Regions from separate parts of the Homo sapiens genome. Here all the other regions are linked to region 4. The links are chromatin loops, found by intact Hi-C in ENCODE. Cell type or tissue: B cell. All regions are shown on one strand.

What was found. Hi-C counts contacts between places; a loop is a spot of excess contacts. Peaks named below come from ENCODE experiments on the same cell type or tissue, not always from the same donor. Only the 100,000 strongest peaks of a DNase experiment are listed, where the experiment ranks them.
Region 1: it touches region 4 in a loop (4-fold over the local background); 5 of 110 quality-filtered maps call a loop at or near these places.
Region 2: a loop joins it to region 4, with 14 times the contacts of the local background. A loop is called at or near these places in 59 of 110 quality-filtered maps.
Region 3: it touches region 4 in a loop (22-fold over the local background); 79 of 110 quality-filtered maps call a loop at or near these places.

What each region holds. Positions count from the first base shown.
Region 1 is chr6:127,513,469-127,521,468 of GRCh38, reverse strand. It overlaps MTCL3 (MTCL family member 3), which reads left to right and starts at 2,134. Exons shown (of 7, transcript NM_001400265.1): 1 at 2,134-2,890; 2 at 4,767-5,955; 3 at 6,422-6,646. The coding sequence starts at 4,855. SOGA3-KIAA0408 (SOGA3-KIAA0408 readthrough) reads left to right here and starts at 2,134. Exons shown (of 13, transcript NR_174482.1): 1 at 2,134-2,890; 2 at 4,767-5,955; 3 at 6,422-6,646. LOC107986642 (a long non-coding RNA gene) reads right to left here. Exons shown (of 2, transcript XR_001744337.2): 2 at 6,169-7,182. RefSeq lists a silencer at 5,221-5,450 and an enhancer at 6,138-6,662. In B cell, CTCF peaks have their summits at 4,393 and 4,596; DNase peaks (open chromatin) are centred at 4,618, 5,228 and 6,528; H3K4me3 peaks cover 2,573 bases; H3K27me3 peaks cover 5,716 bases.
Region 2 is chr6:127,416,295-127,424,294 of GRCh38, reverse strand. It overlaps the pseudogene LOC100287856. Among named protein-coding and RNA genes, the nearest start is that of KIAA0408, 39 kb to the left of the region's middle. In B cell, CTCF peaks have their summits at 3,450 and 3,653 (motif pointing right); DNase peaks (open chromatin) are centred at 384 and 3,634; H3K4me3 peaks cover 487 bases; H3K27ac peaks cover 672 bases.
Region 3 is chr6:127,536,414-127,544,413 of GRCh38, reverse strand. No RefSeq gene overlaps it. Among named protein-coding and RNA genes, the nearest start is that of SOGA3-KIAA0408, 21 kb to the right of the region's middle. In B cell, a CTCF peak has its summit at 4,893 (motif pointing right); no DNase peak of the experiment used is centred here.
Region 4 is chr6:127,299,924-127,307,923 of GRCh38, reverse strand. The region is part of intron 5 of ECHDC1 (ethylmalonyl-CoA decarboxylase 1); the gene reads left to right. Among named protein-coding and RNA genes, the nearest start is that of RNF146, 37 kb to the right of the region's middle. In B cell, CTCF peaks have their summits at 4,757 and 4,956 (motif pointing left); a DNase peak (open chromatin) is centred at 5,013; H3K27ac peaks cover 4,143 bases.

The sequences.
Region 1 (8,000 bases), 210 kb before region 4:
TGATGGAGAAGAGGAACCAAGTTTAAGTTGTGATTCTGAAATTTAACTAGAGGAAGTCACTTAACATCTCTGAAACTCAGTTATTCTGTGTTTGGTGGAGAAGATAGTATCTACTTCACACGCTTTGTTTTGAGCACACAAAATGAAAGGGCCTTGCAAAATATAAAGCTATATAAATTAAGATATTGTGATGTAAAGTCGTGAGAATAGGAGGTTGGAAATTTTAAACTACGTATTTCTTAAGGGTTTCCAAGTTGAGACTTTAGCCTTCTTCCCTTGATCGAAGGTCCACATTTTGCTGTGCTATGAAGTGGATAACTCATTATTATAAGCAAACATTAGAAGGCTGATTGGCCTGTCTGCTTCTGAAACACAGTAAAAATAATGCTGAAATCTTTCTAAATCTTGGAAAAAAAGCCTTTGAATAATCATTTTTAAGTTTTGCTTAGTTGAAGCAATATAATTTTAACCAGCAAATAAAGGAATAAATCAGGAAAATATCCAATTCAGAAGTTATTTTTCTTATGGCATACTTATGGGTAAACAAGCATGTTAAATGTTGCTTATACTTATTCTGTATTATTACAGTTTTCAACCTTGAAATTGCATAATACTAAATTATAAAATGAAACATTTAGACACATTGTTTGATTTAAGGATACATAATAATCCATTCTTAATATTTATTTTACTTTTTAAAGTTACTATTTGCACGAAATAAATGATACCGCTTTCGGAAAAAAAATCAAAACATAGATGCCTGAGCAGAGTAAAAATTCTTAGAGAAGCAGGACTATGCATATTCTGTGTCTTTAGACTGTGTTTACAGTATCAATATTTTATTGGTAAAGATTGAGCTGAAAAATATTTGTATCTACTTTATCCATTTTGATTGGATGAGACATGTGCATCTTGATATTTCTTGAGGATATTACAGCTCAAGTTTGGGTACATAATAAGAAATTGCCTAATATAAATTCAAACCAACTTGTGATTACATTTTCACTTGCTTTTTTTTTTTTCCTTTATTTTTGGTATGCTAGTCGAGGTGTGGGCTTTTTATTATAAATGTCACAGATGTCACTTTTCCTGTTCCCAAAGGTATTTGAAAGAAAATAAGGAAATTATCTCAGTTTTCACCAGTATGCTTGAGTGTCCCCAGCACAGGGACAATTTCTTGATTCAGCTTTGCATCCCAGTACCTTGGACAGTGCCAGGCTCAAAATTGGCTTTTAATACCTATTTTGGAACATGAATGATTTTATCGTGATATCATATTTGTTTTATGTGTCTCTAAAGATAAGAATAACCAGAGCTTGAGCATGTTTTTATTTTGCTGTAATAATTGCTTTTATGCAAACTACTCCTAAATTGTTTTTATTTCACTTTTAATGCAAGATCAACACTTGGAAAATTGAATCTCTTGAGCCAAAATTCATGTTGGCACAAAAAGCTATTATTATTTCAAGATATCTTCTTCCTTTTACTTACAAAATCACCATATAAATGTAAGACAAATTAAATTTTAAAATGCCCTTTCAAAAGCAGTACTTACTTTTATTCTCATACTCAAGCTCACAAAGGAATTCTTAGAGGTAGAAGGGAGGCTCCCATGCCCCCCGCCCACCACTGAAAGAAGAAACTGAAAAGAAAAAGAGAAAATTCCACTTAATTTTTAAAAATATTATTACTGTGAAACAGTATGGGTTAGTGTAAATTGTAAAGACATGTATATTCTGAACTCCTCTTTTTAAATGAATTCCCTTTTAGGCTGATATAATGTATTCTTCCTGGTTTCTGTTATTGTTCGCATGCACTACTATAAAGATTATGGATCCCAGCAATTACTCATTTTCACGGTAGAAACCGGCACTCAGTAGAAAACAGGAAAACGTACTGAAGGCAAACCGTTCTGTAAAGGATCTCTGTGGGCCGATATTTATTTCGGTTTGCACTAAATTAGTCGTGGCTTCGCAAGAACCCTTTGTCTGTGGGACGGTGGGTCCCATCATGGCAACCATTATCTATTCGTGGAAACGACATCTGATGACTCCGCCCGGGCTGGGGGTGGGGAGGGAGCACCGCGTGTAGAGCTCGACTGAGAATTAAAGTGAGTGAACAAAGAGAACTCCCAGCAGCCGCCAGCCAGCTGCATCAGGAGATGTTAGTCACGCCCGGAAGGCTGTTCTAGTCCGCCTCCTTGGAAAAGAAGCTCAAGTAAATAATTGATGGAGAATGACCGAACCCAGGACAAAGCTTTGCAGGAAACCAGTGCATCCGTGTTCGAGCGGTTTTGGGATCCTCTGCCAAGTACGGGATAAGAGAATAGAGCAAGGAGTTTGAGCGCTGCTGCCAATCTTCCATCTCGGGCGTGGCTCTGGCCTTTTTGTCTCTTTATCCCGCCACTCCCCACCCCCGTCCCCCGTCCCCCTCCCCGCCTTCTTCTCTTTCCTCTTGAAAGTAACCTCTCTTTGGTTACTTCTACCCTATCGTCCCTTGCAATCCCGCCTTCTCTCCTGCCCAGTTCGGTGAGGTCAGCTCATGAACATCTCTGCACTTCCTGGGGAGCGTCTGGCCCAGCTTGGTACCTCGCGTGTTAGCCTGCTGAGAGCTGCAGCTCCAGCCCAGCCGCGGACCGCCGGGAAGTCACCCGCTCTGGGGGCAGCTGAATCTTGACGTTACCGCCATTGTTTGGAGAAATCGAGTGGGTGTGGAACTGCGGCGAGCGAGCCCAAAGTCATGCTCAGCCGGAAAGTCGCATACAATAATATGAAGTTGAACTTTCCTCGGCGCAGAAAGGCACAATAATAAACCCTGAGATCCCCGGAATATCAGAAGGAAAGTGCTGTTGATTTGTTCAGCTACTTGGAAACCTCGCCTCTGCTGAGAAGTGAGCAAGTTCTGGATTTCTAAAGGGTTGGGGATGAATGATGGGGTGGGTTAGCAGGCGGATAAAACTTGAGATTAAAAGTGTTGGTCTAAGCCGTGCAGGGGTTGGTTGGGTGATAATTTTCACCGGGAAAGCCTTGAAGAGATGCAGCATCTTGTCACTTTGTGGGAACCACGTGACAGCAGCCGGATACCTTTGATTGTGGAGCCCAGTTACTGGAACACAAGCTTTCGCCTGGGTTAATGCTGTCTGAGGGCTGAGTTTAAACATTGGCTTCTCAGCTCTGGAATTATTCTGCCTGATTAAAAACAAAAATAAGTTTGCATTGGCAATATAAGTTAGTTAGATAGCCCATGTTAGTGCCACCCATGATGATAAACTAGGCCAGACATTCTAGTAGTATCGCGACTGGGAGAGAAGATGTAGAAAACAAGTTGGTGGGCAATTTTCCCCCGATGTCTTCTTTGTTCACCTTTATATTTCAAAGTGAGTTGGAAGGAGATGCCAGAAACAGAAAGGGAGGTGGATTAGGAACCCTTCGGTAATATTTCTTTATAAAATGAGGAATTACTGCATGCTAAGTTGTGATGCTAACAATAGATGTTAACAAGAATAATGCAAGTAAAATAACTGGCAGTAAAGTAATCTGCTCTCTGTATAGAACAAATATTTTTAAAGGAGAAATTTATGCCTAGTCATGCCCCTTTCAGTGCTTTAGACAGAAATAATTTTAAGGAAAAGGCAACTAATTGACTAGCTGCCTGGATCCCTAGGGAGAGGAACCCATGAGGCAGTAACTTGCTATTTTTCAGATTAAAGAAGCTAGTGACGGATTTATCTTGGAAATACACATACTGGAAATTGATCTTACCACCATGAGGGAAGATGCACCAGCCTTCTGGGTTCTGTCTCAGAATTGCTATATAGGAGGAAATGGGCACTTTAAAAAGTACAACTTTTGCCTATGATATGCGATGTAAGAAGATGGCTAAGAATGAAAATATTTTCTATCTAGCAATTACACTTAAAACTAAAGTGATTCATAAGACTACAAAACTGGGTAAGCATAGGAAAATTCATCACCAGAAACTTAGGAAACTGCAGAACTGACCACAACTTTTCCAAATGTATTTTAAAAATTATTTCCCAAAAGGGAAAAAATACGTTTTTGGGTTGCTAATAACTAACCCATATAGACAATTCTTAATGCTATTATTTTCTTGAAACTGAGATTGATTTAAAGGCATTCATTATTTATATTTTCTTTTAGTTCTATTATAAAGGAAGTTGGGTGCATTTTCCCAAAAACAACATTAAGGGTTGGAGCTGCCTGGGGAAAGTGTCATTTATCCGTAGAAAATATTCTCTAGGAACCCTACATCATAACCCTTTTCCTCTAATTGAACTTGGGAATACTAATTAAATGAAAACTTTCTCCAGTAAACTAGGCTTTACATATGGATTTGATGGTAAGGAAAGCCAAAGTTGTAAAAGCAGAGTTGACAACTCTAATATATGGATATCTTTTCTTTCTGAAGCTTCTTTTCCACTTTATCCTCTTTTCTTTTATATCTCCCTTTCCATCAATTCCTGTCTGACTCTGTATCTCACCCTTTCCAAAGCCTGCTACCATGAGAATGTAAGGTTCAGCTGCTTTCAGATCCGTCATTTTGCTGAGGTGGAGTGAGATGGAGACAGCGCCACCCTGGGCAAAATGAGAATTGACAGCCCTCCATCCTATTCCTAAAGACAGCCCTGCATCCTATTCCTAAAGTCAAAGCTTCTATTAAGCGCCATCCAAATGGAGCAATATCACCCTTTGCTCTGCAAAAATTCAGACATGTTGTCTTCTTCTCTCCTTTTGTTTCTGTCCCAGCTTAGGAAGGAAGGTTGGCGGCGGTGAAGAGGGAAGAGGATGATCTAGTAATGGGCTCTTCCAAATCGCATCTGGTAGGTTCATAGCCATGAGTCAGCCACCAATCGGGGGCGCTGCCCCTGCCACAGCAGCAGCTTCTCCCGCCGCTGCAGCCACTGAGGCTCGTCTGCACCCGGAGGGCAGCAGCAGAAAGCAGCAGCGAGCTCAGTCACCCGCTAGACCGAGGGACAGTTCGCTGCGACAGACAATCGCGGCCACCCGGTCCCCAGTGGGGGCCGGCACTAAACTCAATTCTGTTCGGCAGCAGCAGCTGCAGCAGCAGCAACAGCAGGGTAACAAGACCGGGAGCCGCACGGGGCCGCCCGCCAGCATCCGAGGAGGCGGAGGTGGGGCCGAGAAGGCGACGCCCCTGGCGCCCAAAGGGGCCGCTCCGGGAGCTGTCCAGCCTGTGGCTGGTGCTGAAGCGGCCCCCGCCGCGACCCTGGCCGCTTTGGGCGGCAGGAGGCCCGGACCGCCCGAGGAGCCGCCTCGGGAGCTAGAGTCCGTGCCCTCGAAACTCGGGGAACCCCCTCCGCTCGGAGAAGGGGGAGGAGGGGGCGGGGAAGGAGGAGGAGCCGGCGGCGGCTCCGGGGAAAGGGAGGGGGGCGCTCCGCAGCCGCCGCCGCCCAGGGGCTGGCGAGGGAAAGGCGTACGCGCTCAGCAGAGGGGCGGCAGCGGCGGGGAGGGGGCCTCCCCTTCTCCATCCTCCTCTTCTGCGGGCAAAACCCCAGGAACCGGCAGCAGAAACTCCGGAAGCGGCGTTGCGGGGGGCGGCAGCGGTGGTGGAGGGAGCTACTGGAAAGAAGGATGTCTGCAGTCTGAGCTCATCCAGTTCCATCTCAAGAAGGAGCGGGCGGCAGCGGCGGCGGCCGCGGCTCAGATGCACGCTAAGAACGGCGGCGGCAGCAGTAGCCGCAGCTCCCCGGTGTCTGGCCCCCCTGCCGTTTGCGAGACCCTGGCCGTCGCCTCCGCCTCCCCAATGGCGGCGGCGGCGGAGGGCCCCCAGCAGAGCGCAGAGGGCAGCGCGAGCGGCGGGGGCATGCAGGCGGCAGCGCCCCCTTCGTCGCAGCCGCACCCGCAGCAGCTCCAAGAGCAGGAAGAAATGCAAGAGGAGATGGAGAAGCTGCGAGAGGAAAACGAGACTCTCAAGGTGAGGAGGGTGGGGGGACCCGGCTGGGGGATGGGAAGAGTGGGCCTGGGAGGATTAGGGCGTGTACCGGCAGGGATCAGAGGCTGCTAACCTGTTAGGGAGCCTTGAAGAGGGAGGAGAACAAGAAAGGAGGGAGGGGGTTTCCTAGGCCTTGCCGGAATTTGAATCTGCTCTCAGTAACGCGAGGTTTTCATTTAAATTCAAATCTGGGCCTCCGTTTCTCTAATTATAATGGTTTGTCACACTTCTTCCTGGAGAGAGGTAGAGTAAGAGAACGAGAGAGGGCCTAAAGTGGGCCTTTTTCCCCCAGTTTCCTCTTCTGTACTCAGCTCCTTGTCACTCCTGTCTCGTGGAGAGAGAGGGCAATTAAAGCTGAGAATTTGGAATTGGAATGGGGTGTGTACGGTGTGTGTCGGAAGGGCTGGAAGCGAGTTTGATTTTGACACGCGGCCTGTCACCGCCTCAGAACGAGATCGATGAGCTGAGAACCGAGATGGACGAGATGAGGGACACTTTCTTCGAGGAGGATGCCTGTCAACTGCAGGAAATGCGCCACGAGTTGGAGAGAGCCAACAAAAACTGCCGGATCCTGCAGTACCGCCTCCGCAAAGCCGAGCGCAAAAGGCTCCGCTACGCCCAGACCGGGGAAATCGACGGGGAGCTGTTGCGCAGCCTGGAGCAGGACCTCAAGGTCTGCGGCGCGGGGGCTCAATGGCGCGCGGCAGGGGCGGTGGGTGGGGACTTTGGCCAAGGGCTCTTTAGGCTGAGAAGTCTTCAGTGGCGACTGGCAAGGAGCCTTAGGGACACAGTTTCGTAGCGCTAACCACAAAATACTAGGGTCTCAGAAGGGAGAGAACTGGCAGGTGGCTCTAAAGAGTGCAGAGTGTGTGGAGGGCCTGGCAGCAAACGAGCTAAGTGTGCTCTCCTGGGAGCAAAGGTGGCTCTTCAAGAGGTGATGAGAAGAAGGCTCCCTTCTGGGCAGAAGCAAGGGCGTGGCAGAGCGCAGGCTCTAGCCTTTGATCTGCCCTTCAGTCTGTCTACTGAGAGAAGTCCGGTGGAATCGGGCAGTCAGGAGCTGCACTAAAAGGACTCCTCTGGGGGAGTTGAAACCCAAAATAGGAACTGCACTGGGAAGATACTAGAGTTAAGATTTCTTTCAGCAAGTGTCCACTCCACTTCCTTCTTCCAGGACTTCTTCCTTTCTGCACTTGCCACTTAGGTGACTCCCTGAGGGGGAAAAAAAAAACAGATAACCAACTTGCAGCCTGTTTGGTGTGAGGTAAATGAAATAATCTCATTTTTTTAAAGTGCAATTGTTCCTTCAGAATTTCTTCCAGTGGAAAAATCTCAACCTTGAAGTGCATTTTCTAGACAGGTGTGGTCTCCAGTTCAGTTTGACTGTAGGCAGATTCATTGACTATGCAAACTAGACATTAACTTAATCTCCTTGCACAACCAAATAAGTATACGTTCATTGCATTAACTTCATTGGGATTTAAAGATCACGTGTAATCTTTGTTTTAAAGAAAGCTATGTGTAAACATTTTATGAAAGACGTATTACTTTTTTTCTTAACTTTTGTCGAGTGCTTAGTATGTACTAAGCACTGTGGCAAACACTGTTACATACATTATTATTTCATTTAATTCTCAAGGGAAAAAAAATCCTACAATGTAGGGATTATTAAGGCACCATTTTATAGGTGCAGAAGCTACACCTTTTACAGAGGTTAAGTGCCCAGGCCTGGAAAACAGCTAATAGGTGCCAGGCTGACTCTCCACTCAGTCCAAAATCACAACCTGTGTCCTAAGCCTCTACACCAGTCTGCTCCACTTTTCTTCCAAACCCTAGAATTTCCAGGATAATCTCAAAATATGAGGCAAAAATGCACAGTCATTCAAAAAATAATAATCTCAAGGACTAAAACTTTCCTAAGATTAAGCAACTGGAATTCAAGCTATAAGATTGAAATTCAAGCCCAACCCACTACTTGTAAAAACTTCAATTTTTCATTCTTTAACATAGATTATAATGGAAACATCTAC
Region 2 (8,000 bases), 120 kb before region 4:
CTTTAAATCTTTGGTAGAATTCACTAGTAAAATCATCTGCCCCAAAAATTTCAAGATTGAAATAAATATTGTCCTTTAAATACAAATTTTCAAGTAAAATTTACATTCCAGGAAGTTGTGTTGAGCTTAAAATATGACACACCACTCCCATTTTCATTTCAGAAACATGAATGTAGTTCCTCATTCTTTTGTGAAACGCTATACGTTCTTAGAAAAGGAGCATCATTTTTGAGGTGCCTCTTTCTTCTGGTGTCAAAGACATATGTTCTATTTGTAGTGTAGGATTTCTAGTGGCTTTTCATCAGTACTTTTATCAGTCAAAGTCCAGTTAGGAAAACAGAGAAACACTAAGAATTTAAACACATTACAACAGGAAATTGGAAACAAAGGTACTAAAATATCTAGAAGAACAAAATGATGATGGGAGACAGGGGAGCAAGAAGGAAGTGGAAATAATACCTAGAGATTAGAAACTGCTAATGATCCTGGCCTGGAACACACACCTGATGCTGCACTGTTGGCTGATTCTGGAACACTGAATAAGAACCATTTCACATGGAAAAGTTCTGCTTCAATTTGAAAGTGTGAAATCAGCCGGGTGCGGTGGTTCACACTTGTAATCCCAGCACTTTGGGAGGCCGAGGCGGGCGGATCACGAGGTCAGGAGATCGAGACCATCCTGGCTAACATGGTGAAACCCCGTCTCTACTAAAAATACAAAAAAATTAGCTGGGCATGGTAGAGGGCGCCTGTAGTCCCAGCTGCTTGAGAGGCTGAGGCAGGAGAATGGCGTGAACCCGGGACAGAGAGCTTGCAGTGAGCCGAGATCACGCCATTGCACTCCAGCCTGGGCGAGAGCAAGACTCTGTCTCAAAAAAAAAAAAAAAAAAAAAGTGTGAAATCATCTGACTTCCAATGCCATAACAACAACTACCAGTATTTCCCACTGGTATATGCTAGAAACCAGAAGCTTCTCTTTTCCTTTATTCTTCTGATCTTCTGCCAGTACCAAAGGAGCCAAGGAAATAGAATTTGTAATGTCCCAGCCCTGATCACACACAGCAAAGTATGTAAAGGCAAGTGGGGAAAATCCAAGTGTTTCTGCAGAACATATTCGAAAATAACATTTGATTTTAAAATGCCTTAAACTATAGGAAAAATGATAGAAGATAGTGTCTGTTGGGTGATTTTCTGTTTATTTCAATATTTTAAAGCAAAATAAAATTATCCCCCAAATATAGAAGTATCATTTACTTACAGCTCTCAGTAAAATCAACACAGAGGATTTATAGCTCAACTTGGCAGAGGGTACTACACAGAAATGTCAAACTGCCAGAGCAGAGAATAAACAGGTTTGGTTTGCTTTTTTTTAATATTATGCTCAGGATATTAATTTGTCATATGAAGGAAAAGAGCAAGGAATAAGACTTTCACCATAAAAGTACTCAACCCATTCCAAAGAGGAAAGGGGAAGGATAGGAGATTCATGAAGCATTGAGGGCTATTCCTTAAGTTTTATTTCACATATGTGCCTTAAGCAACTGCCTGTAACCCAGGTCCTCCTAAAATAATTTACAAGACCAGTAAATATGTTCACTTACCTAATATTTCTTTTCTAACTCTGAAATTTACATTCTAAAATTTTCATGCTTATTTAACAAAGATTCCATAATTATTTAAATCTTAGGCCAGGCTCGGTGGCTCATGCCTGTAATCCCAGCACCTTGGGAGGCTGAGGCAGGTGGATCACGAGGTCAGGAGATCGAGACCATCCTGGCTAACATGGTGAAACCCCATCTCTACTAAAAATACCAAAAATTAGGCCGGGCACAGTGGCTCACACCTGTAATCCCAGCACTTTGGGAGGCCGATGCGGGCAGATCACATGAGGTCGGGAGTTCAAGACCAGCCTGACCAGCATGCAGAAATCCCGTCTCTATTAAAAATACAAAATTAGCCAGATGTGTTGGCACATGCCTGTAATCCCGGCTACTTGGGAGGCTGAGGCAGGAGAATCGCTTGAACCCAGGAGGCAGAGGTTGCAGTGAGCTGAGATTTCGCCATAACACTCCAGCCTGGGCAATAAGAGCAAAACTCTGTCTCAAAAAAAAAAAAAAAAAAAATTAGCCGGGCGTAGTGGCATGTGCCTGTAATCCCAGCTGCTCGGGAGGCTGAGGCAGGAGAATCACTTGAACCCGGGAGAAGGAGGTTGCAGTGAGTCGAGATCACGCCACTGCATTCCAGCCTGGGTGACAGAGTGAGACTCCGTCGAAAAAAAACCCAAAAAACTCTTGAATTCATTTTAAGAGGGAAATACATATTATTTTCCTTGGTCAAGCACAGTGGATAACACCTGTAATCCCAGTACTTTGAAAGGCCCAGGTGGGAGGATTGCTTGAGCCCAGGAATTTTAGACCAGCCTGGGCAACACAGAGAGACCCTGTATCTAGAAAAAAAAATTTTTTGAACTTAGCCGGGCATGGGGACATGCACCTATATATAGTCCCAGCTACTCAGGAAGCTGAGATGAGAGGATCACTTGAGCCTGGTAGGTCAAGGCTACAGTGAGCTGTAATTGTGCCACTGCACTCCAGCCTGGGTGACAAAGTGAGATCCTATCTCAAAATACATATATTCTTAAGTAAAATATATATATATATATTTTAGATAAATATGTATGTTTTTCCTTAACAGTTCAACTCTCTGGGCCGGGCCTGGTGGCTCACGCCTATAATCCCAGCATTTTAGGAGGCTGAGGCAGGCGGATCCCAAGGTCAGGAGTTCAAGACCAGCCTGGTGAAACCCCATCTCTACTAAAAAATACAAAAAATTAGCTGGGCATGGTGGCATGTGTCTGTAATTCCAGCTACTCGGTAGGCTGAAGCAGAAGAATTACTTGAACCAGGACCTGGGAGGCAGAGGTTACAGTGAGCCAAGATCACGCCACTGCATTCCAGCCTGGGCTACTGAGCAAGACTCCATCTCAAAAACAAACAAACAAAGAAATGAAAACAGTTCTACTTTCTGAAATGTTATAAAGTGCAAAGGGAGATTTTTCAGAATGAAAAGAATGACTTACAAATTATTGTAATGAAGTGATTGAATTTTTTTATTTCAGTCTGGACATGGGGTAAAAAGCCCTTTGTGTCTCATAAAAGTCCAATTAAAAGGCAGCTCTGGTCTGAAATTACACCACTGCCATCTTCACCTAATTCAGACAGTATATGTCATGTAATGGGAGCACAACACAAACACACACACACAAAATTAGCAATCATAGGCATAAAAGTAAAGTGGGTGTCCTGGGGAATATAGCAAATATATCGGCAGTGAAAACAGCAAAGCACACAGCATCCCATTGGCTTGTGTTATCTTGCAGAGAGACATGCTGAAGAAGGGGGATCTGGATGCTTCCTGGAAGGAGTTCTAGGAATGCCTCACCTGGTACTACCACTCTACATATTGATAGAGTAAGAGGGGTAGGCTACTTCATTGTGACAATGTAACAAGGAGAGCTTTCTTTAACAATGCCATGGGACACTGAAAACAGCCTTGTGACAAAGGGGGAGCCCCAGAACTCAGGCACTGTATCTGCTTGTTTGTTCTTTGGTTAAGCTGACTCAGACGGGTGTCTAGCTAAACTACCAAAAGGGGGAGGAAGTGAGTCACCAACGCCAGCCATCTGACTTAGTCTTTCATTGTACTTGTGAACTGTTACAGCCAAGAGAAAGAGAAAGAAAATTTTGAGAATTCTAGAAGACTTACTGGCAAATAGGCATCTTTTGACTGTAGTGGAAAAAGTTACTATATTGTAGAATGCCAAAAAAGTAATGAGATCACTTTTATATGGTAATAATATTTTTGTATTTTCTATTCAAAATGTTTATGAGAACAGATATATGAAAAGAGAAAAAAAAATTTTAAAGATATAGACAATATGATTTATTTTATTTAGCCATTCAAATTATGTTTATCCTTTAGAGTCCTAATTAGATTAGCTTAATTTTCCCCTAAAAATAAGAAATTATGTTTTTTATGGTATAAATATATTTCTTTCTAGTCATTTAAATTAATAAGCCTTATTTGTTAGTTTTATGGTGTTTAGCCTATTAACTTATGTTAAATAATATACTGTAAATGCTGAGCTATTCACCCTACTGATGAATAAGAAATTGCCATCCTTGAGGAAAACAGTTTCAATAAACATATTTATGATGACCATGCATCTGGGGTTACTAGATTTAACAAATATGAATATGGAATCTTCAGTTAAATTTTAATTTCAGATAAACAACAAAAATATTTTAAAATAAATATACTCCAATACTCCAAATATTGCATTTATCTATCTCTTTACCTACCTATCTTTGTGTTAACAATCAGTTCATAACCACTTGATTGGTTTATTACACTAAATCACTACTTTGAGTCAAAGGTACTCCCAACCTCAGATTCTTTTGCCTACATACATCCAGTTTTGCCTAGGACAGTCTTGGTTACGGCATAACTTCCCAGTAATTATTTACCCCACCTTTTCACTCTCAAAAGTGTCCCAGTTTGAATATTAAATTATATAACAAAATCTATGCACATTAAGTATAAAATGCAGCTCAAAGCACTCAAGGGAGAATTAAAGGATAAACAAAAGAAAAAAAAGGAATAGTTTAAAACCAGAAAGCAGAAACCAAAGGAAGGGCTAACTAGAACTAGTGATAAAGTCCTTGTTTTGAAAATAGGGAAGGCTGGCCGGGTTCAATGGCTCACAGCTGGAATCCCAGCACTTTGGGAGGCCAAGGCGGTGCATCACCTGAGGTCAGGAGTTCGAGACGAGCCTGGCCAACATGGTGAAACTCTGTCTCTACTAAATATACAAAAATTAGCCAGGCATAGTGGCGTGCACCTGTAATCTCAGCTACTCGGGAGGCTGAGGCAGGAGAATTGCTGGAATCAGGGAGGCGGAGGTTGCAATGAGCCAAGATCACGCCATTGCACTCCAGCTAGGGCGACAACTGCGAGACTCCATCTCAAAAAAAAGAAAGAAAATAGGGAAGGCTTTCAGTTGACTTACATGGGACACTAGCAGGGTTCCTAGTTGTACAAGATAGTACAGATGTGTTTCCCGGACTTAAAAACTATGTTGTGAAGCTGAGAAGAAACTGGAACAGACAGTCTGTGAGTCAAAAGAATTGGAAGTGGAAGGGAGCTTAGAGCTTAGAGTAGAATAAACCAATAAAGTGGTGATAGTTATTGCTAACGAAAAGGTAAAGAAATCATCAAATAGGAAAAAAGGCAATAATTATAAAGTATATTTCCCATTGTAAGCATAATAAAGCTCATTATATCAATGTGAACTTATTTGATTATAAATATAATTAGAACGATAATCTTCTCCCAACCCAGAAATTCTCTCCATAAAGGTAGTAAAGAAAGCACTTTTATTATTGAATAAACATTAAGCCAGAATGTGAGGTACATCACAGGTAATCCATTAAGAGATTCCAAAAACAGAAAGTAATCATACCCCCTTATATCGCCCAGCAGATACAACGCATTACATACGTGTTTTCAAGATAAATAACAATTTCTCAGGTAAGACAACATGACAGCCCTATTTGCAAACATCATTCATCCTAACTTTACCTGGAAATTGAGGAGATCGTTCCTGTTAGCTAATTGACCTTGTCCGGGGAAAAACAAACTTCTCGTATTTTTATGACAGAAGGTAGTTCTGGAGCCTGGCTTCCACTGAAGTTAGATTCCTGTCCTCCCACAGAAACTGGGAGATTAAGGATGCTATCTCCCTCGTTGTGTACATTTCAATGGCATTGTTCCTAGATTATTGAGAGAGACCTTCCTGGGCTGACAAAGGGCCTATCTAGTCTTCAAAATGATTTATACACATTTTAATGAACCAAGAGAGTACAGTGGGCTCTCTGTATCCAGGAGTGTGCATCTGTGGATTCAATCAACCATGGATCAAATATATTTGGGGGGAAAAAAAACATTCCACAAAGCTTCAAAAAGCAAAACTTCAGTTTGCCATATACCAAGTACTACATTCAGTCCATGCAAAGGAAGTGATATGTAGACATTGTATTAGGTATTATAAGTAATCTAGAGATGCCTTAAAGTCTTCAGGAGGATGTGTGTAAGTTACATGCATATACTATGCCATTTTATAGAAGAGACTTGAGCGTCTTTGGATTTTGGTATCCCAGGGGTCATGGGGAGCCTGGAACCAATCGCTCACAGATACTGAGGATAATTATGTTTAAAATTAGAAGCTTTCTAGAATAAATTCTCTGATAAAAAGAAGAGAAGGAAAATCTTTTATTTTCAGCAGGGAGAATTATGCTTCTTATTTTAAAATTTTAATTGTCCTTACAAAACCTACAAAAAAAGTTGAGAAAATTCAATATTACCTATATCTGGATTAGCATTTTTGTATATTTTCTTACATTTTATGTATTATGTTGGTTTTTTTAGCTTTTAACATACAACATATACAAAATTTTATGTCTCACTTTTTTTCTTAACATTACCCCATGTTATTAGTTTAATATCACTTTAATGGCAGTATTTTAATGATTGTGCTATATTTCATGTTATATGATAGATGACATCTTGGTAAATAACATATTTTCTTTTTCTTTTTTTTTTTTTTTTTTTTGAGACAGAGTCTCACTCTGTCACCCAGGCTTGGAGTGCAATGGCACGGTCTCGGCTCACTGCATCCTCCACCTCCCCGGTTCAAGCGATTCTCCTGCCTCAGCCTCCCGAGTAGCTGGGACTACAGGCGCATCCCACCACACCCGGCTAATTTTTGGGTTTTTTTGCTTTTTTTTTTTGAGACGGAGTCTTGCTCTGTTGCCCAGGCTGGAATGCAACAGCGCGATCTCCGCTCACTGCAAGCTCCGCCCTGCAGGGTTCATGCCATTCTCCTGCCTCAGCCTCCCGAGTAGTTGGGACTACAGGCACCTGCCACCACACCCGGCTAATTTTTTTTTGTATTTTTAGTAGAGACGGGGTTTCACAGTGTTCGCCAGGATGGTCTCGATCTCCTGACCTCCTGATCCGCCTGCCTCAGCCTCCCAGAGTGCTGGGATTACAGGCGGGAGCCATCGCGCCCAGCCAGTTTTTGTATTTTTAGTAGAGACGGGGTTTCATCATGCTGGTCAGGCTGGTCTTGAATTCCTGACCTCGTGGTTCGCCCACCTCAGCCTCCCAAAGTGCTGGGATTACAGGCGTGAGCCACAATGCCCAGCCTTTTCTACTGTTTTCTTTTGAAACATTATCAGGAATAGGATGTGTGAGTAAATAAACATTTTAAAGCTTTTGATAGGTAGAGGAAGAGGACATGGTCTTTGTCTTCTTTCTCCTCAGTTGCAGACTCATTTTTCTCTCAGTCTTCATAATTACATTGTCTGATTTAGAGTGTGATTACATTAATGCTAGATCATGTTGCTCAAAATTAAACAAGTGGGTAATTTCCAAGATTGATTGGCCATACTATTGTCACTGTATTATGCGCATTTTGTTGCATTGGTTCATATTCCTTCTCAACTTACCTCTTGCCACTTGGAATATATATTGATTCATTATGGTGCCAAGCAGTAACATAGGAGTGTTTGATCCAACAGAAATACACAATCAAGGATAGCAAAAGTAACACATGAAAGACCATAATCAAGCTTAATTTCCACTTGCTCTGTTTTTTCACGTATCTTTAAACTATGGTTTTAGCTTCGATAAATGACTGAAGCTGGAGAAGCCATGGTTGAAATCAACCTACACTTCAGTGCACAGTTGAGGAGCCAGAGACTAAAATCATCTACAGAACCACAACAATGGCAGTATATCTTTTCTTCTTTGAACAAAAATCTATTTTTGCTGTCTTTTTACCGTATAAAGTTTTTTTGTTTTGCTTTGGTTTTTTTGTTTGTTTTGTTCATTGGTTGGTTATTTATTTATTTATTTATTTATTTTGAGACAGAGTTTCG
Region 3 (8,000 bases), 240 kb before region 4:
ATTGAAAGGTTTTTATAAAGAAAAGAAAAATCCATGTTAATGAGTTAATGAAAACATGTAAATATAAAAATGCTAGAAAAAAATATTGATGAACAATCCCAAATTGGGAGAAAACTATCCAGTTATGTAACCAAATGCAGAAACCAATAATTAATTTGTAAAGAAGATTCTTTTTCATTAAAAAAATTATTTGTTTTTTGTTTTGTTTTGGTTTGGTTTTGGTTTGAGACGATCTCAACTCACTGCAACCTCTGCCTCCTGGGTTCAAGCAATTCTCCTGCCTCAGCCTCCCGAGTAGCTGAGACTACAGGCATGTGCCACCATGCCTGGCTAATTTTTGTATTTTTAGTGGAGACGAGGTTTCACTACGTTGGCCAGGCTGGTCTCGAACTCCTGACTGCAGGTGATCCGCCCTCCTCGGCCTCCTAAAGTGCTAGGATTACAGGCGTGAGCCACCTTGCTCAGCCAAAAAAAAAAAAAATATATATATATATATATATGTGTGTGTGTATATATATGTGTGTATATATATGTGTATATATATGTGTATATATATGTGTATATATATATGTGTATATATATGTGTATATATATGTGTATATATATATGTGTATATATATGTGTATATATATGTGTATATATGTATATATATGTGTATATATATGTGTGTATATATATGTGTGTATATATATATATATATGAAGTGAAGGTGGGAAAATGGGATAGGGATAGGTAAATGTTAGTAGTGGTCTCTCATGGCCACGCATTGAGGCTGAAGAAAACGTGTTGGAAATGTAGTTATCCAATTTTCTTCTTCATGATATGCACTGGATGAGTCCCAGAGGAGACTGATGGCATGTGATTGATACGGTGTTGCATAGAGGTAGACATATAACCTGGGACTATGCACTGTAGAAAGGAGGGTAATGGAGTTCCGTGCTGAACCCACCGAAATCTAGAATTTATTGGATGTCCTTAATGTTGGGACCCTTCCCATTCAGAGTAAATGATGAAACCTGGTGTTCTGCAGGTGACCTTAGCAGATGAAATATTTCCAGGGAATTCTACTACAGGCCTCCAGATACATGTTTCTTAGCTTTGGAACAAATATGGTACTGCTATAATCAGCCCAAAAATACTTGGACCTGAGACCATACAAAACAGATTAGTGGAATATACTATGTAGGTAACTAATGATACTGGCTGTTTCACAATGTTGTGCAGATTCTAGTATGTCAGTTGTCAGAAGAAACCAGAATATAAAAGACACAAGTAGAAATTTGGGTTGTTCAGGAATCTCTGAAAATGTGTTTCTCTTCACTTATTTCTCAGATATTTATGTCCCCCAAAGCTCTGGCTTTGTGGCGATCAGGGCTAGGAAAGGACTGGTAAATGTTAGTAGTGGTCTCTCATGGCCACGCATTGAGGCTGAAGAAAACATGTTGGAAATGTAGTTATCCAATTTTCTTCTTCATGACATGCACTGGATGAGTCCCAGAGGAGACTGATGGCCCGTGATTGATACGGTGTTTCATAGAGGTAGACATATAACCTGGGACTATGCTACTGTAGAAAGGAGGGTAATGGAGTTCAGTATTGAACCTCTCTTTCCTCATCACACTCACTAGGAGGCCAGAATAATATGTAAAACAATAATATGATTTAGGTTAAATCACATCTGCTAACCTATATTAAAATATCAGAAATACTTTTTCCTGCCATATATGAATCATGTCCAAATAATCAAGGGGTCCAGGGCCTCTCAGCTAAGGCCTTAGGGCCACTACCTACCTACCCTGTGACTAGTAGGCCCCTACCCTGTGACTAGTAGGCAATAAGCAAATGTTCCCTCTTGGCCCACCATCTCTTCTCTCCTCTGCTCTCAACTTCACATGTCTCTGGATCCCTCTTGCTCCTGCCACAGGTTTATGCCTCTTCTCTTCAGTGTGCCCTGCTTCAGATTGTGAAGTGTTCTGATATCATCCATCTCCAAGGTTCTGGAGATAGGAGTGAAGCTGTGAGTAGAAAGTGAGGACCTAAGAGGGCCTCTTCCTCTCATGTCTCCTGGGGTTACTAAGCTAAAGTTGTCTCTGCCTCTTCCTGTGATTTATGTTGTATTTCCAAAAGCTGGCTTTTAATCCAAGATTTGTCTTAAACTTAGCCTCAGAAAGAAGGGTAGATACAGGAAACATGGTCATCAAGGGTTGCAAAAATCCCAATCTCAGGCTCAGGGGGTGGAAACAGCAGTTTAATAAAGAGGCTTGTCTCTCCACTGGCAACACTCCCCAGGTGAGGAAGAGGTTTGGTGGGTTCACTTCTTGGTAAATGACACATTTAGAAAGGAATCCAGATGCCAAATAAGGGGAAAGAGAGAGAAGAGGTAATAGAGTGGAATAGAAATCTGTGGTCCTGCAGAAAACTTGGATAGGTGTGTGCAAATGTATAGCAGCAAGTTCTCCAGCGGGTGTTGGTTCTGTGTGTTTTCAGCAGGAAACTAATGACTGAAGAAAATGTGGGAAATGTATGTAGAGAACATGGCAGTTTGGAGTTGATTCTCATGCAAAGTCCACAGGGTGAGGGTGGGGGATTTTGTCTGTATTAGGGGCCCCATCAGAAGGCATCCATTTGAAAAGTTCACACATTGGGATGGCCCTCCATGGAGGGGATAAAAAACTACCTGGAACCAAAGATTTCATCCATAAAATGGATTAAAGCACATCTTCTCCACCCCACTTCCCCTCTTTAAATTACTCTAGACAGGCTCTGTGAAACAAGACTGCTCTGGTTTTATCTGATTTTCATTATAAACCCAAGTCTGCTAAGGGCCAGGGTCCTGTGGGCATCGGAGATTCATCTCTCCTTTTATAGGTTACCCCTGACGTAGAAGTTTCATGGAGGCTGTTGTGCTTCCAAATAAACAAGCCCAGCCACAGCTTTCCCAGGCTCACCTGGGGAAGATGATTCCACTGCATTAGATCTTGGGGGTGGAGGACCCTTTACAGTATGGCGAAGATGAGCAGACATACCTTTGCCTTAAGTACATCTGCTTGAATAATGCTCTAACAACACTTAAGCTGATTTATCTCCTAGCATCTCTGAATAATTTGCTAAGCTGTTCCTGGTTACTGCCAAGAACAGTGTAAGTTATGTCTTGCCATGAAGAATTGGTGAATAATAGTGTTCATTCGGTTGTAATATGCAAGCCCATGTAAATATGCCTACAGGAGGCCCAGGAATCCTGCATCCTGCTTGGATGCAGGAAAACCCACCAGTACGCTTTCCTCAATCAGGGCACTATGACCAAATGCCACTCTTTCAGGCTCCCCCAGATCTTGAGCCTTGTGTATGTGAATGTTGATTCTTGCTGAATCTCAGGAGATTTCTAGGACACCTACGGATTACTCTGGAAGGAAGGAATGAGATGGAGGGGAGCAATATTGCTTTCTATATTCCAATGAAACATTCTTAGAATTGTCATTAATGTGGTACATTGTTAAATAACTGCTAAGAAGCCGGATGATTTCAATAAATATTCCAGATATATTTAAAATATATCACCCACATGGCTATACTAAAGAAAATATGTTAATGACTACACGTATACATTTTATATTTTAAGACTCCATTTAAAAAAACCTTTTACCTCAGTAAAACTGTGATTTATATTCAAAATATGTCTGATTTTAAATCTTACCACTCAACGGATTGCACTCATCAGCCCTTAGTTTACAATGTGACTAAAAACTGCTCCTATGGTGGCATTTGATACAGAAAGGGGAAATTAAACTAATTTTTTTAACAAGCTGGAGTAGCAGCTCTTTCTCACCTGAGGACGGATAGAATAATATTTCCACACACCAGGAAATATTGCTACGTCAAGGGAAGAAAATATGTTCAAATTACCTCTTTTTTCATGACTTTTTCCCTTGTTGATCATATCAAGGTTTGAAAAACTTCATCAAATAACTGAGGATTTGTAAATATTAGCCAGCTCCCAGGGATATGGGTCATGATATGATGAATTTTCTAAAGATATGTAAAAGACCTTGGTACACATCTAGTGCTCCCAGTACAAGCTTATTGATCACATACACTATGAAATATTATATCTTCTAAGTCAATGTCAGTTTATACTAAATATCATCAAATAATATTGGACTAAATATAGTCTTTAAAATATTCATGGTTGAGTGCTCAATTTTTTAATATATAAGCCTGTCAGGAATCCCTCACATTAAAATTATGTTGTGCTATGTAGACCTGATAAATGCTAGAATCCCGCTGTTGTAAATCACACATTTGTAAAAGAAAGGGGAACATGGCTACATTGTATTAAAATATTTGTTGGGTACAGAGTGAACATGTGGATTCAGAACCAAGCTGACTGCCAGCTTAGAGCCCTGTGACTCCCTATTTCCTATCCTAGTACCAAAGTGGCACAGCAGCTCTCAGGGCTGGCCCTGGAGTAAGCAAGCATGCCCTCCAGATGGTAGGCTAATGAGACCACTTATTTAACTATGTTTTGCCTCATTCTCAAGAGCACCTATTTGTCTCCTAGGAAGAAGGCTCACATACCAGGCTATCTGTTGCAAACCTTGACATCTGGTTCATTTCATACCATAAAATGAGAGCAAATGAATATTTTATGCAAGATAATTTATCCCAAATTTTCTAAATTTCAAAGTTATTGTGACATCCACCTTAAAAACGTGGGTTTTGAAAACATTAATTGAAATGATCCTTTAAATGGCTGCTATTCTCTTACTGGGCCCATAAAATATGTAAATATGTGGTTATATAGTTATTGCCAATTTATGATACATTTGTAAAGATTACATCAAGAAAAATAAAACTTCGAATATTAAATACATATTTAATGTATAATGCTGAAATTCTCTAGATTATCACTAGATGGTAGTATACAACATTAAATACAGTCTATTCCCCTGATTGTGCTGTTCTCTGCTTCAAGCTCTTTCCAAATGGCTTTTTAATGATCACAGATTTAATTATAACTAATATTTAATATCTTCTCTAGACACTGATCAAATAATATTATAGTAACTGAGTGATCTTGGACAAGTCGCTTATCCTCTCTGTGCCTCAGTTTCCTCATCTATGAATTGTAGTGCACAATCCCCCATGTAGCCTCTTGATGTTGCCTGAATATACCAAAGGTAAGCCTATAACCTAAAAAGTGACTCAGAATCTTTCCCCAGGGTTTTTCAAACTGTACTTAGGAGTAGCTAGTACATCCCTGGTAGTGGGAGCAGCACAATGTAAAATGCAGATGCTGGAGGAAGCAGGGCAGGAAGCTGCCCTTGAGTAGGAAAAAAAAAAAAAATGAAACTGAAAAGCAGAGAGGAGCACAGACAGTATACTGAGGTAGAGAGTGGGGGGTTCGGTGGGAGAGAGTCCTGATCATGTTGATTCCCTGGTTCCAGCTATTCCTGGAAGCCATGATGTCATTCTTCCAGGAGTTGATTATTCATTCATATTATTTTTCTTTCTGCCTTTCTTTCTTTCTCTTTCTTTCTTTCTTTTTCTTTTCTTTTCTTTTTTTCTTTCTTTCTTTTTTTTTTTTTTTTGGAGTCTCACTCTGTCACCCAGGCTGGAGTGCAATGGTGCAATCTCGGCTCACTGCAACCTCTGCCTCCTGGGCTCAAGCGATTCTCCTGCCTCAGACTCCCGAGTAGCTGGGATTACAGCCACACGCCACCACACCCAGCTAATTTTTGTATTTTTAGTAGAGACATGGTTTCACCATGTTGACCAGGCTAGACTTGAACTCCTGACCTCAGGTGAGACACCTGCCTTGGCCTCTCAAAGTGCTGGGATTACAGGCATGAGCCACCGTGCGCAGCCACATTCATGTACTTCTTTAATCAAACTTGATAAGAAGGCGTTTCTCCAATAAATATTCACTTTTGCCCCAGCTACTTTGACTAGGCTTAGTTACTTTAACCAATGCAATTCTTACCAATTCTTTCCCAGGTGAGAAAGAGATGCTACTCTAGCTCTTAAAAATTAGTTTAATTTCCCATTCCTGTATCAAATGCCAGCATGGGAGCAGTTTTATTCACATTGGTAAACTAAGGGCTGACAGAAGCTGCTCACTCATTCTGTCCATTGAGGAATAGTGGAGCTGTTTAAGTCCTTACCCACGTGGTCTATTTCAAGTTTAACTCCCAGCTATACATTTAACACCAAAAGAGGAAAAATGCAAAGAAGGGAGAAGACGAAATAAGGAGAAGTTCAAAGCTTTGGCTCATTAGAACTAATTAGAATCTTTTTTTTTTTTTTTTTTTTTTTTTGAGACAGAGTCTTGCTCTGTCGCCCAGGCTAGAGTGCAGTGGCAAGCTCTCAGTTCACTACAGCCTCTGATTCCTGGGCGCAAGCAATTCTGCTGCCTCGGCCTCCTGAGTAGTTGGGATTACAGAGCCCCCGCCACCACGCCCGGCTAATTTTTGTATTTTTAGTAGAGATGGGGTTTCGCCGTGTTGGCCAGGTAGTCTCCAACTCCTGACCTCAGGTGATCCGCATGCTTTGGCCTCCCAAAGTGCTGGGATTACAGGAGCGAGAATCTTAAAGAGATACACGGGCCGGGTGCAGTGGCTCACGCCTGTAATCCCAGCACTTTGGGAGGCCAAGGCGGGCGGATCACCTGAGATCAGGAGTTGGAGACCAGCCTGGCCAACATGGTGAAACCCCGTCTCTACTAAAAACACAAAAATTAGCCGGGCTTGGTGGCGCATGCCTATAATCCCAGCTACTCGTTAGTCTGAGGCAGGAGAATCGCTTGAACCCAGGAGGCGGAGGTTGCAGTGAGCCGAGATGGCACCACTGCACTCTAGCCTAGGCGACAAGGAGGAAAACTGTCTCTCAAAAAGAGAGAGAGAGAGAGAGAGAGATACACCTGCCCAAAAAACTCAAGCACTTTGAAAATAGGTATTGCCATTTAAAACCACAACTTCAATCCTAAAAATCTAGATACTTCAGTCCTCCCAGACATTTTCCTAGTGGGGATTTTAATAGTTTTGAGGGTAGGTGAGTGGTATAACTTTATTCTATTAACTTATAGAGGTCCTAATTTGATGTTTATAAACTGATGGTGTTGGCTGGGTGCAGTGGCTCACACCTGTAATCCCAGCAATTTGAGAGGCTAGGGCAGGCAGATCACTTGAGGCCAGGAGTTCAAGACCAGCCTGGCCAACATGGCAAGACCCTGTCTCTACTAAAAATACAAAAATTAGCTTGGCGTGGTGGCATGCGCCTGTGGTCCCAGTTACTTGGGAGGCTGAGGCACGAGAATCACTTAAACCTGGGAGGCAGAGGTTACACTGAGCCAAGATCATGCCATTGTACTCCAGCCTGGGCAACACATCTGGAGTGCAGTGGCATGAGACTCTGTCTCAAAAAATAATAATAATAAAAATAAAAATATGTTAATTAAACATGTTTTAAAAATACAGTAAACTGATAGTGTTAACATATATTTCCCAGGTACCTAAATTTTCAGAAATCCAAGACTAAAGTACGTAGCAGAAATTACCAGGGGTTCTAATCCAGTACAGAACCTCAAAGCAATAAGCCAATTTGGAGATATTCCTACCTCTCTCTCAATCTGTCTGTCTTCTTTCTCCCTCTCTTTCTCTCTCTTTTCCTCTCCCCCCTCCCTGTCTGTCTTCTCTCTCCCTTCCTCCCTCTATCTCTTTCTCTTAGTGTTTATATCTCTCTGTCTTTTCTCTCTCTCTCTGGAAAGATGTTGGATTTTGGAGTCCACTATGGCAATGAGCTGCTTATGAAGGCAGAATCCTAAAATGGGGACACAGCTAGCAGGGTAGGGCCACAGAGAACCTCAGGATTTATTTGTTGGTTTTATGACTCCTTTAGACCCAGCAGGAACATACCCTAAGCTAATCTGGATCTGTACAGAGCCGCTCCTCTGCTGGCTAGTATACAGATCAAATGGCAGCTGCCTGATATGTGGAGGAGAAATA
Region 4 (8,000 bases):
TTTATGTGTCTAGGAATTTGTCCATTTCTTCTAGATTTCCCAATTTATTGACATGTAGTTGCTCATTGTAGCCACTAATAATCCTTGAATTTCTGCAGTATCAGTTATAATGTCTCCTTTTTCATGTCTGGTTTTATTTATTTGGAATTTCTCTTTTTTTTTTTCTTTGTTAGTCTGGCTAGAGATTTTTCAATTTTGTTTAACTTTTCAAAAAAAACAACTTTTTGTTTCATTGCTCTTTTGTATTATTTTCTTTCTGTCTTTTTTTTTTTTTTCTGAGACAGAGTATCACTCTGTCACCCAGGCTGGAGTGCAGTAGGCTGGAGTGCAGTGGTGTAATCTCAGCTCACTGCAACCTCCTCCACCTCCTAGGTTCAAGTGATTCTCCTGCCTCAGCCTCCTGAGTAGCTGGGATTACAGGTGCATGCCACCATGCCCAGCTAATTTTTGTATTTTTAGTAGAGATGGGCTTTCACCATGTTGGTCAGGCTGGTCTCAAACTCCTGACCTCGTGATCTGCCCGCCTTGGTCTCCCAAAGTGTTGGGATTACAGGCGTGAGCCACCATGCCCAGTCAATATTTTTTTAATTTAGATTTCATTTATTTCTGCTCTGATCTTTAGTATTTCTTCTACTAATTTTGAGTTTGGCTTGCTCTTGCTTTTCTAGTTCTTTAAGATGCATTATTAGGTTATTTGAAATTTTTCTTGTTTTTTGATGTAGGCACTTATAGCTATAAACTCCCTGTTAGTACTGCTTTTGCTGTATCCCATAGGTTTTGGTATGTTGTACTTCATTATCATTTGTTCTAAGAGAATTTTCAGTTTCCTTCTTAATTTTTTAATTGACCCATTGGCCATTCAGGAGCATATTGTCTAATTTCCATGTATTTGTGTAGTTTCCAAAATTCCTCTTGTTATTGATTTGTAGTTTCCATTGTGATCACAGAAGATGTTTATTATTTTAATTTTTTGAATATTTTAAGATTTGTCTTTTGACCAAACATATGGTCTACTTTTAAGAATGATCCATGTGCTGAGGAAAAGAATGTGTATTCTCCAGCTCTTGGAGGAAATATTGCATGAATATCTATTAGGTACATTTGTTTCTATAGTGCAGATTAAGTCTGATGTTTCTTTGTTGATTTTTTGTCTCTAAGATCTGTCCAGTGCTGTATTAGTCCATTCTTGCATTGCTATAAAGAACTACCTGAGACTGGGTAATTTATAAAGAAGAGAGGTTTAATTGGCTCATAGTCCCACAGGCTGTACAGGAAGCATGGCTGGGGAATCCTCAGGAAATGTACACTCATGGCAGAAGATGAAGGGGAAGCAGGCACGTCCTACATGGCTGGAGCAGGAGAAAGAGAGAAAAGGGGAAGGGTACTACACACTTTTAAACAAAATCTCATGAGAACTCATTCACTATCACAAGAACACCAAGGGGGAAGGCTGCCCCCATGATCCAATCACCTCCTCCTACAACATTAGGGATTACAATTCTACATGAGATTTGGGTGAGGACCCAAATCCAAACCGTATCAAATGCTGAACGTGGGGTGTTGAAGTCTCTAGCTATTATTGTATTGGGGCCTATCTCTCACTTTAGCTCTAATAATGTTTCCTGTATATATCTGGGTGCTCCAGTGATGGGTGGCATAAAAATTGTCATATCCTCTTGCTTAATTGACCCATTTATCATTATATAGTGACTTTCTTCATCTCTTCTTAACAATTTTTGTCTTGAAATCTATTTTGTCTGAAATAAATATAGATACTCATGTTTTCTTTTTGTTTTCATTGTCATGGAATATCTTTTTCCATTTCTTTATTTTCAGTCTTCGTGTGTCTTTATAGGTGAAATGTGTTTCTGGTACACAACAGATCATTTGGTCTTTTTTTTTTTTTTTTAATCTATCAACCAGTCTGTGTCTTTTGATTGGAGAGTTTAGTCCATGTACATTCAATATTATTATTGGTAGGTAAGGACTTACTCCTGCCATTTTATTTGTTTTTTGGGTTGTTTTGTGGTCTTCTCTTTCTTTTCTTCTTCCTTTTTGTGATGATGATGTTCTCAGTGATTTGATTTAGCTTCTTGCTTTTAATTGTTTTGTGTATCTTTTATGTTTTTTGGCTTGCAAATACTGCATCTTATTAGGCTTGCAAATACTATCTTATCACCCATTATTTTAAGCTGATAACAACTGAACATTGTTTGGATAAACAAGCAAACATGCAAAAAGAAAATAATAAAAACTTTATGCCTTAACTTTATCCTCTGGCTTTTTAATTTTTTGTTGTATACTGTCTATGTCATGAAAAGTTGTAGTTATTATTTTTGATTGGTTCATCATTTGGTCTTTCTACTTAAGATAAGACACAGTTACAGTGTTTTAATATTCTGTGTTTTTCTGTATGCTTACTATTATCAGTGAGTTTTTTACCTTCAGATGATTTCTTATGGCTCATTGACATCGTTTTCTTTCTGATTAGAGTGCTCCCTTTAATATTTCTTGTAGGACAGGTCTGGTGTTGATGAAATCCCTCAGCTTTTGTTTGTCTGGAAGTCTTTATTTCTCTTTCATGTTTGAAGGTATTTTTGCAGAATATACTATTCTAGCATGAAAGGATTTTTCCCTCAGCACTTGCAGTATGTCGTACCATTCTCTCCTGGCCTGTAAGGTTTTCACTGAAAAGTCTTCTCCCAGACATATTGGAGCTTAATTGTGTGTTGTTTCTTTTCTCTTGCTGCTTTTAGGATCCTTTCTTTATTACAGACCATGTTTTTATCCTTGACCTTTGGAAGTTTATTAAATGCTTTGAGGTACTTTTGTTTGGGTTCAATCTGCTTTGCTGCTCTATAACCTTCTTGTACTTGGATATTGATATCTATCTCTAGGTGTTGGAAGCTCTTTGTTATTATTCCTTTGAATAAACTTTCTAACCCTGTCTCTTGCTCTACCTCTTCTTTAAGGCCAATAACTCTTAGATTTGCCCTTTTGAGACTATTTTCTATATCCTGTAGGGATGCTTTTTTATCTTTTTTCTTTTGTCTTCTCTGACTATATTTTCAAATAGCCTGTCTTCAAGCTCACTAATTCTTTCTTCTGCTAGATCATTTCTGCCATAAAAAGTTATGCCATAAAAAGTTCTGATGCATTCTTCAATAGTATGCCAGTTGCATTTTTCAGCTCTAGAATTTCTGCTTGGTTCTTTTTATTTCAATCTTGTTCTTAAATTTATCTGATAGGATTCTGAATTCCTCCTCTGTGTTATCTTGAATTTCTTTGAGTTTTGTCAAAACAGCTACTTTGAATTCTCTGTCTGAAAAGTCACGTATCTCTTTTTCCAGTATTGGTCTGTGGTGCCTTGTTTAGTTCATTTGGTGGGTACATGTTTTCCTAGGCGGCCTTGGTACTTGTAGATGTTCTTTGGTATCTGGGCATTGAAGAATTAGGTATTTATTATAATCTTCACAGTCTGAGCTTGTTCGTAGTGGTCCTTCTTGGAAAGGCTTTCTAGATATTCAGAAGGACGTAGGTGTTGTGATCTAAGCTGTATCTGCTTTAGAGGGCACCCGAAGCCCCGTAATGCTCTGGTTCTTGCAGACTTCTGGAGATACTGCCTTGATGGTCTTGGAGAAGATCCGGAAGAATTCTCTGGATTACCAGGCAGAGACTCTTGTTCTCTTCCCTCACTTTCTCCCAAACAAATGACATCTCTCTCTCTCTCTGCTGAGCCCCGTGGAGCTGAGGGTGAAGTGAACTAAGTAACCCTATGGCCACCGCCACTAGGACTGTGCTGGGTCACATCTGAAGCTAACACAGCACTGGGTCTTGCCCAAGGCCTTCCATAACCACCCCCTGGATACTGCCTATGTTCACTTGAGGGACTAGGACTCTACAATCAGCAAGTGGCAAAGCCATCCAGGCCTGTGTTCTTCCCTGCAGGGTGGTGATTTCCACTAGACTCTGGAAAAGTCCAGAGGTGCTGTCTGGGAGCCTGACACTAGAGTCAAAAACTTTAGAAGTCTAGCTGGTGTTCTGACTTGTCTGAGCTGTAACTCAGACCACAAGACATAGACCTTTCCAGTCTTTTCTCCCCTTTCCAAAGGTGGAGGAGTGTCGCCCCATGGCCACTGTCACCACTGGCTCACAGGGAATACTGCCAAATGATCATTAATATTACAGTAAAAATCTGTTAGCTAGTGTAGCCACCTTCATCAATAACCCTAGCTAGATCTTCAGGATCACTTGCTGCAGCTTCTGTGTTACCCCTTACTGCTTCAGTTTGCACCTTTATATTATGGAGATGACTTCTTTCCTTAAACCTCATAAACCAACCTCTGCTGGCGTCAGATTTTTCTTCTGCAGCTTCCTTACCACTCTCAGCCTTTGTAGTGTTGAAGAGAGTTAGAGCCTTGTTCTGGATTAGCCTTTGGCTTAAGGAAATGCTGTGGCTGGTTTGGTCTTCTATCCAGACCACTAAAACTTTCTTCACATCGGCAATAAGACTGTTTCGCTTCCTTATTATTCATGTGTTCACTGGATTAGCACTTTGAATTTCCTTCAAGAACTTTCCTGTTGTATTCACAACTTGGCTTTTACCCTGAATTTTATGGTAATTACTTTCTTGCTTTCCTTTATAGTTTTATAAGCTAAATATTCTATAATAAATATATTTTTTATTTTTTTGACTTCATATAAATGGCATCATATAGTAGTAGAAATAGAATGAGAAAAGTTTCAGTATGCTAACTTATGAAAAACAGTAAATTTTATATTAATTTTTCTTTTTATAATTTATGACTCAGGTTTCAATTCATCAGTTAAAATATGTCACTTCATGCTCACACAAATAGAGATTTTCTAGTTTTTTTGGTATATAAGACCGTTTACAGAAATCCTAGCCTCTTGAAAACTAGTGTTCAATAATGCACAAAATTCTTATGCACAATAAAAAAAAGTTATTTTATATGACAGTGCCCTCTGCTGTCATCAGTGCAGATTGCATTAGAATGCTGCTATTATTACATTTTATTCTGCGAAGAGGAAGCAGTCATTGGCTTTATGCTTGATATGAGACTAAACAGGAAATGCTGTATGTGTGAAAGTATTAAATGCATTCCTCACTTTACACTGAATACAGGTAGTTATGAAATATATAATTTCAATACATATATAAATATAAAACGTACATCTAAGTATATAATTAAAAGAATTTTAAGGCTGGGCACAGTGGGTCAGGCCTGTAATTCCAGCACTTTGGGAGATCGAGGTGGGTGGATCACCTGAGGTCAGGAGTTCGAGACCAGCCTGGCCAACTTGGTGAAAACCCGTCTCTACTAAAAATACAAAAATTAGCCGGGCATGGTGGCAGGCGCCTGTAATTCCAGCTACTCAGGAGACTGAGGCAGGAGAATCACTTGAACCCGGGAGGCAGAGGTTGCAGTGAGCTGAGATGGCGGCACTGCACTCCAACCTGGGCAACAAGAGCGAGACTCTGTCTCAAAAAGAAAAAAAAAAAGAATCTTAAGCTACATGCAAGTGTGCATTATTACACTGAAAAATCCTCTGTGTAAAAGGAAATGAAAATTAAGACTTTTTAGATGTTATTTGGAACAAGTGAAAACCCTCTAACATAGATTCCGGTGTTCACCTTTATTAGACTTTTGTACTATTCTTCATATTGATTTCTCATCTATGTTTAAGTGTAGTTAGGGTTTAGGACAAAAAAGCACAATAGCAGGAAAAATAATCAGAGATTATTTAATCCTTTAATACTGCTAAATTGCCTAGCTGTCATTCTCTAATTGAAGAAAATGTAATGCATCCTAGAGCTTCATTAAATATTTAATTTTATTTGTTACAAGATGTCTGAGGGTACTGCCTACTCTCAGTATCTGGATATACCAGGTGCTTTTGTTGAGAAGCTTCTGATGAAAACCTATCCATTTTTGAACCAGCTTTTCTGAAAGTGGTGTCTGTTTATTAAACATATTTCAGCACCCACATGTGCTAGGCACAGCCATTCACAAACCTTGTGTCTTGGTTTTTTGTTTCATTTTTCTAGTAATATGTTTTTGTTATATTTTACAAAATTATTGGTCTGCAATCGATTAGAAAGTTTCTTTAAAAATGAAGAAGAAATTGATCCTTGACCAGAGAAATTTGACAAGCACTGTCCTAGGCTACTCAGCCCTTTTAAAACCCGCATACCAAAAGCAACTATAGTTCTTAAATGTTAGAGGCTAATAGAGAGGATTGCATACTGAATGAACTACATTACTAGCCCCAGTTTCCAGGAAGTGATAAATCAGTACAAGTTCCTCTAGCTGATTTTTTCCACTTAATTTTATCAGTACCTCATCAGTTACTTTCTATGACAGATTATTTTAATTATTTCCTAAGAATGTCTGCTTGTTCTAAAAAAACACCGAAAGCTTTCATAGCGTTTGCTAAAAAGATAAGTTCCTTCTTTATATGTGTTGGCCCTTTTCGCTTGTTTAACTTTCTTACCTTGGAGAATTGCCTGGAATTCACTCAACTGACATTTTCATCCATGCCAATGGAAGTACTTCAGCAGATGGAGATACACTTAATATGAATATATAAAAGAAATGAACTCATGTAGCATTCTAACACTGTCCCCTTCCCGCAAAACCCTGTGAGCACCAGCTGGTAATAGATGTAATGTATACGTATGTCGGAAACACTCAGTTCTACTTTGCATAGATAGACCCTCACTTGAGTCATACTTTTCATGTAAAATATTCCAAGAGAAAATGGCTTTTAAAAAACATTTTTAAAAGTAAAAGACTAACATGAATTAAAAATTGGTATTTTTCAATGGTCAGAATCTAGTCAAGCATTATGTTTCCATTTTAGTGACAAAATTAATGTGAGGAAATGAAAAGCTAGAAATGTGGTAATATAGCCTCTCATTTTTTAATCCACCTTGACAAATTAAAGATATTTAGAATGAAATATAAATTAAGAAAATGCTAATACATGTAGTTTTCTATTGCTGCTATAACAAACTACCACAAATTCTGTGGCTTAAAACAACACGTTATTATCTCACAGATGTATAGGTCTGAAGTCTAGCTGGGCTCAGCTGGTTTTTCTAAACCTTGTCTCATGAGACCAAAATCTAAGTGTCAGTTGCAGTGGGCTCTGAAGACTCTAGGGGAGGATTCATTCCCAGGCTCACCCAGGTTCCAACTGGTAGAATTTGGTTACATGCACTTGAAGGACTGAAGTCCCTGTTTCCTTGCTGCCAGATGGGGGATGAGTCTTTGCTCCTAGATGCTTTCTGAATTCTTTCTCATGCTTTCCATGTGGCTCCTCCAGCAGTGGTGAGTCAAGTTCCTCTCATACTTTGAATCTCTCTTATTTATCCTTATGCTGCATTTCTCTGACTACAGCTGGAAACATTTCTCTGCTTTTAAGTGTTCTCATGATTAGATTGGGTCCACTCAGTTAATCCAGGATAATTTTCCTATTTTAAGGATTTAACTTTAGTTACATCTGCAGTCTCTTTTGCCATGTATGGTAACACATGCACAGTTGCCAGAGATTAGGTCATCTCTTCGGGGCCAATCTACCTACCACGTATGGGCTTGGCATAGGGAATTTAATTGTCAGATTTGTTGCTAACTTTTATATTTCTGTTTGATTGCCAGTGAAAAGTGCTAACTTTGTTACTCTAAGTTAATTTTGTAAACTGTATTTTTATTTTTTTAAATGCTTGCTTAGATGCTTTTTAGAAAACAGTAATAGTACCCACATACAGTCATGTATTGCTTAATGATAGGAACACATTATGACAAATGTGTCATTACGTGATTTTGTTGTTGTGCAGACATCATAGTATGTAGCTAAACAAACCTAATGATACCATCTAGGGTGCAGCTTACTACATACCTCGGCTATATGGTATAGCTTATTGCTCCTAGGCTACAAACCTGTAAAGCCTGTTACTGTATTGAATACTATAGGCA